2 separate regions of the Homo sapiens genome follow, and region 1 is linked to region 2. A link is a loop called in an ENCODE intact Hi-C map of the cell type or tissue named here. Cell type or tissue: heart left ventricle. All regions are shown on one strand. Each heading gives the region's core, and the rest is flanking DNA. Links, peaks and the distances in the headings are about the cores only.

Region 1 (2,857 bases), core at 358-2,857, 200 kb before region 2:
CCATGGTGAGTTCAGGCCTGAGGACAGCAGTGTCTGCAAAACCACATGGCCCTTGAGAAATGTCCTTGCACATTGGGCTTCAAACTCCTCTTCTAGGGAATCCATCTTGGCCTGAAAGCAGAGGTACAACACCAGCCCCAAAGGCAATTCTGTTTTCAGATTGGTTGCTCTGGAAAGGAAGGCTGGGGTGAGGGGGCATTTTACTTGCACAGAGGCTGACCCTGCCTCCCCTCTTCACTGACCCCATCTCCAAGGTAGACCTCAGCCATGTCAGTCCCTGTTCTGGGAGGTGCTGGGCTGGGCCACAGCCAGGGTTATGTAGGTAATTAACCTGTCCAACCCTGAGCCTCGCCTCCCCACACCAGCAACACAGTGGTCTCTCTGTGGTGACCATTCACAGCATAACATTCTGCTTAGCCTCAGACTGAAAGCATTGCAACTGATGTCAAAACCAGATGAGATCTTACAGGGAGAGAGATTGGGTGCAATTTGCCTCTTTCTTTGAATAAAAAGCTCTTTGCTCACCCTCAGTGACTGGAGTCTCCTGTTTTAATTAAGAGATCCCAGCTCAAACCCTTGGGCAGTGTCCTTCCTTATGGGCCACCCTAAAGGCACCTCTAGGAAAGCTACTTTTCTTCCATTCCCAGTGTGGGAGACAAGTGAGTGTCATACGGCACCACACAGTGGCCGTGCCGGGCTATATCACCTCTTGGGATCGGACACTGTGCTGTGGAGTGACTGACCAAACTCTTGTTTGTGTCACCACCCTTGTGGTATTTCCAGCAGAAGGAACAGTCACCTTTCCTTCAATAAACATTTATTGAACACCTACTGTATGCCAGGGATGTGGGCAACTTGGGCAAGGGTGACCAGGATTGAGGTTTTTTTCACTTGGACAGCTGGAAAGGCAGAGGATGACAGGTATCCCACCCATGACTCTCCTGTGAATTAGACACAAAATAACCCTCATTCAAGCTACGTGCCTTTGCCAGGGTGTGTATCCAGTTGGGGTGACAGCCTTTGAGAGAGGGGTTGGATGTACTGAACAGACAATAAAGAAGCCAACTCCTCAGAGCACCTTGCCTGGGGAGATCAAAGGATTCCATGGCTCCCCAAGTGACTGCATAAACCGCCAGCACATTTAAGAAGCTTATTGGCATAAAGAAAAAAGGACTCAGGGACCACAGAGTTTTCTTGAAGTAGAGTTTAATTTAAAGCTTATTGATCATTTGAGCAAATCTCTGGAGGGCAGAACAAGAAGGAGCAGGCTTCAGTTAACAGAAGCAGCCTTGAGTTGCCAGGATAGTGGATGGAATACCAAAGAAAGAGTTCACACCAGGGAGGAAGCAATGCCTTCTCCCTGGAGTCTCCCAAGGGGCAGCTTTAGAATAAGGGAAGAGGATTTGCTGGTCACCGTTTGCTGACATGGGTCTCTATGGTGAGTTCAGGCCTGAGGACAGGGTTGTCTGCAAAACCACATGGCCCTTGAGAAATGTCCTTGCAGATTGGGCTTCAAACTGCTTGGAGCACCAGGAGAGGGACTTCCTGGATTTCAGGGATAGAGAGAGGAGAATGGAGGCAATAGGAGGAGAATGCACTTCTATCAGGCCCATCCCAGTGCTGAGAGAGCACTCCAGTTGACAGGTGCCTTCAGGGCTGGTGAACCCATGGCCTGAAGATATGGCAGCTTCTCAAGGGTCGTCAGCAGGTGGCAGCACTGGGCTGCCCATAGTCTGCTGCTCCAGGGAGAGACTCTGTGGCTTCGAAATCTATGGATTTGAATTGAGACAATGGTGGCCCTGATTTTTGAGGCCATGACTCAGGAAAGGGATGGGATTCTGTGGCCTCGGCTGGTGTTTCTAACTGTAAAAGAGGTGACCCTGTGATAGCACAGGACCTGGCCTTGTGGGTCTGGCTGCTTATGGTTGTGTTGGCCTTTTTGACCTGCTGGCTCTTGAATCTGCCCTCATATAAGTCATCAAATTTAATCATCCATAATCTGAAAGCTAAGCACAAGGTAGGAAATGCTGAAATCTCAACTAAGGCTCCACAGCATCAGACAAGGCTACTTGGTGATGAGAACAATCTTCTGAGCATTAATCTCTTTCACTTGTTTGGAACTTAACTTGACGATAAATTTCTTGGGTCCAGTTTTTATTGGGGTGCATTTTATTTGGGATTGGATGGTCTCACCAGGCTGCACCGTCCTGGAAAATTCAAAGACATACGGACATACAATCAGCCAAGGATGTTATGGGAAGAGGGAGAAGATGAGTTGGGTGAGAAGCCAGGAAACTGAGCCTTAGCTCAGCCTCTTTGAAAAGTCCTGGCCATTCCAGGGCATGGCACAGTGTACCTGCACCCTGGGTGCTGCTATCAGTTTTCTCAGATGTAAAGCAAGACGGGTGAACCAGCTGGTTTCCAGAAGCTCTTCCAACTCTGACATTTCACAAATCTTCCCTGGAGTCTTGCCTGACTTTACTACAGATGTTCTTGTTTCATGAGTATTAGCAACAGTCATCTATTACATAAAATCTAAGAGGAACATGTATTTTATGTTGAATCCACATGCAAGGAATTGGCTAGCCCCTCACTACTCAAAGTGTGTTCTGGGGCTTCGCAATACTAGCTGAGCTTGTAGGAAACACAGAATCTGAGGCTCCACCCTAAACCTGCTGAATCAGAATCTACACTGTAACAATACTCCCCAGGTAATTTGTGTGCACATTAAAATGTGATAAATCGTGGTCTAAGGAAAATAGGAGTCTACTCATTTTTACTTGGAAGATTCAGACATCCTGTAAGAAACAGACCATCAGAAACCTCTCAGAAACAAAACATTAGAGTTCAGTAAAGT
Region 2 (2,917 bases), core at 351-2,850:
TCCTCTCTGAAGCCCTTCTTGGTCTGCATTTTGGCACCAAACAGTGCACTCACCCAAGCTGTGGCAGTACACTTTATCTCTTATGCAGCCTTGGGTCACTTAGCAATGTGATCTGGGACAAGTTTTCTGTTCTCTCTGTACCTCAGTTCCCTCACTTAAAAACTACACATAGGCCTGGCGCGGTGTTTCACGCCTATAATCCCAGAACTTTGGGAGGCCAAGGCGGGTGGATCACTTGAGGTTGGGAGTTCGCGACCAGCCTGACCAACACTGTGAAACCCCGTTTCTACTAAAAATACAAAATTAGCCAGGTGTGGTGGCGCATGCCTGTAATCCCAGCTACTCGGGAGGCTGAGGCAGGAGAATCGCTTGAACCCGGGAGGCAGAGGTTGTGGTGAGCCCAGATCACCCCGTTGCACTCCAGCCTGGGCAACAAGAGTGAAATCCCGTCTCAAAAAAAAAAACAAACCAAAAACCAAAAAACAAAACTGTACACGCAATACGCTGTTGTGAAGATTAAATCAATTAGCACAAATGCTTCAAATAGTGCCTGGTATACAGTAAGTGCTAAATAAATGTAGTTTAAAATATTACCACCAAAATCTGCTTATGCCCTTATCGTCCTAAACAAGACTGGAAGCATCTTTACATGTGGCAGTCTCCGATGTCACTCTTTTGTAGCCTAGCCACTAAATTCGGGGTAATGTTTGGCATATAATGGATAGTAATCCTTCATTGGGAGGCATTAAGGTTTGCATACATGCTATCACATACAAGCTGTCAACTGAGCTTTGTGAAGAAGCAAGGAACAGACTTCTAGACAGTACTTTAGAGATTTCTGTACCCTCCAGAATTGTAACTCAGGTCTCAAGACTCCCAACGAGTGCACTTTACGCTATTTGCCGTCTCCTATAAAAACAGGCTCTAAACAAGTTTCGGAGCTACAGGATCAGCCGGGGGAAGAAACTGGTATCTGATCCCCAGGACCTCGTTTCCTGACATGGGTCCTAGGTCTGTCTTGATCATCTATCCATCACTCATTCACTCATTCATTCATTCACTCCGCCATTTTCCTAGGCATCTCCTCTGTGCCGGGCACTGTGCTGGGCCTTGGAGTCTGCAGTGCTGAGGCTGCAGGCTGGGCGGGCCGAGCCGCTAGGAGTGCCCTACGTCCGGGCAGCACGCGTAGGCAGCAACGTGGAGAGGACCGAGGCCGGGGCTGACTTCCCAGATAACCCTCCAGCCCGCCGCCCCAGCAATGGCTCGCCGGGGTCCTCTCTTTTCCCCTCCCTGGGTCCCAACTCGCTCACTGTGAGATCCACGGACTCTCCGCGGAGCGGCGCAGGCGCTCCCAGAGGTGGACTGGGGCCAGGACACCAGCCTTAACTTCTGAAACCGGAAGAATGGTGGCGCGGCCGGTAGTGCGTCAGCAGCGAGCTCGCGCATCCATTCTCTGATTCTCTAGGAAGCGGGAGGAACATCTCTATGGGACCCTAGAAGAAGGCATTCCCTCCAAACCCAGCCTGTAACTCCAGCTTTGTTTCCCGCCAAGCCCAGCCTGTAACTCCAGCCTTGCTTCCCGTCAAGCCCAGTCGCGTTCCTGATATCCCATTAACAACTATCTTGGCCTGAAACACAGTGGCTACCTCAACCCTCAGGAAAACTGTAGAGGGAGACGTTAGGGATGGAAAGGATGCTGGGTAGGAGCCGGAATGGGCCATCTCAACAAGAAACTAGTATATTCTACCTGCTTAAAATAGTCTCTATTAAGAACCTTGAGTGATCCCCTGTTATGTTAGAATAAAGGACAAACTCCCAATCTAGGCCCACACAAACTGACCTCAATATCAACATCTCTTATTTGGCTATCATATACATTCTGCTCTAAAGTTACTGAATTCCCATTGGCCCCCTGAAATCCCTTGCCTCTTCCTGACTCTAGATCTTTTTCCCAGGATTTTCCCTTTGGAATACTCTCCCTTCCTTCTACCTGCTCTCCCTAACCTCAGCTATCCAATTTATCCTGGTTCTTCAAATCCCAATGCCAATTCTCACTTGACCACCTAGACTGTTGCCCTTATGGGTCTTTACACTCACATATCACTATTAGTTATTCTAGCTCTAGCTAGCCTTCTATTCAGTGCCCCCCTAAATGCATACACTTGTATTTCTTTCGTAGGTATTGTTAGGAAGATACACACAAGTAGCATCCCACCCAAGGACAACTGTGAAAGACCCAATCAGTTCATTTTTATACAACTCTAATCAGCTATATGGAGCTATTATTTATCATTATATCTCAATGTTTAGCACAATGATTGGTAGAGAAGGCATTCAATAAATACTTGTTGAATTCGTTAATCAGAAACAGGTGAAATTTAGATTATTGGCATTTTTGATAAACTGAAAAATGAGGATACCATAGATTAAATCCAGAAAGCAAGCTCTCTGCACATCTGAAAGGATGTACCACGTAGCTGGCATATTCCCGTTTCTTTGGCTCACTCTATCCAATTGTTATCTCCCTTGGTAGAATGTAAGCTGTATGAAGGCAGGGGCCTTCTCTGTTTCATTCATACTATATCCCTAGCACCTAGAGCATGGCTGACATACTAGGCATTCAATCAGTATTTGATGAATGACTAGGTCACCATCAACTTCCAACAAGTTACAGGAAATAGTTACTCCACATAGATGTATACTGCTTGTTTGAGAGCTAAAACTGCTGGAAAATTATCTTTCTTCCCCCAGATTACCTAAAGTGTACATTCCAGAGATGAATGTTGCTTCCCTGTGAGAAATAGAAACTCCTTCTAAATTATATTTACCTGACCCCCACCAAAAGAGATTATATGAAGGTATTTTCCATTCTGGGCGGCGGGGTCGGGGACGGGTTGAGAGGAGAGGGAAGGGGAAA

The links. A loop is a pair of places that touch in the nucleus more often than their neighbours do. Peaks named below come from ENCODE experiments on the same cell type or tissue, not always from the same donor. Only the 100,000 strongest peaks of a DNase experiment are listed, where the experiment ranks them.
Region 1: it touches region 2 in a loop (4-fold over the local background); 2 of 110 quality-filtered maps call a loop at or near these places.

The regions. Positions count from the first base shown.
Region 1 is chr3:44,912,934-44,915,790 of GRCh38, reverse strand. It overlaps TGM4 (transglutaminase 4), which reads right to left. Exons shown (of 14, transcript NM_003241.4): 14 at 801-2,207. The coding sequence ends at 2,066. ZDHHC3 (zDHHC palmitoyltransferase 3) reads left to right here. Exons shown (of 7, transcript NM_001135179.2): 7 at 1-530. Among named protein-coding and RNA genes, the nearest start is that of TGM4, 40 kb to the right of the region's middle. In heart left ventricle, for the core only: CTCF peaks have their summits at 681, 1,507 and 1,707 (motif pointing right); a DNase peak (open chromatin) is centred at 1,690.
Region 2 is chr3:44,711,134-44,714,050 of GRCh38, reverse strand. ZNF502 (zinc finger protein 502) reads right to left here and starts at 1,391. Exons shown (of 3, transcript NM_001134442.3): 1 at 1,311-1,391. In heart left ventricle, for the core only: CTCF peaks have their summits at 1,136 and 1,335; a DNase peak (open chromatin) is centred at 1,390; H3K4me3 peaks cover 1,416 bases; H3K27ac peaks cover 680 bases.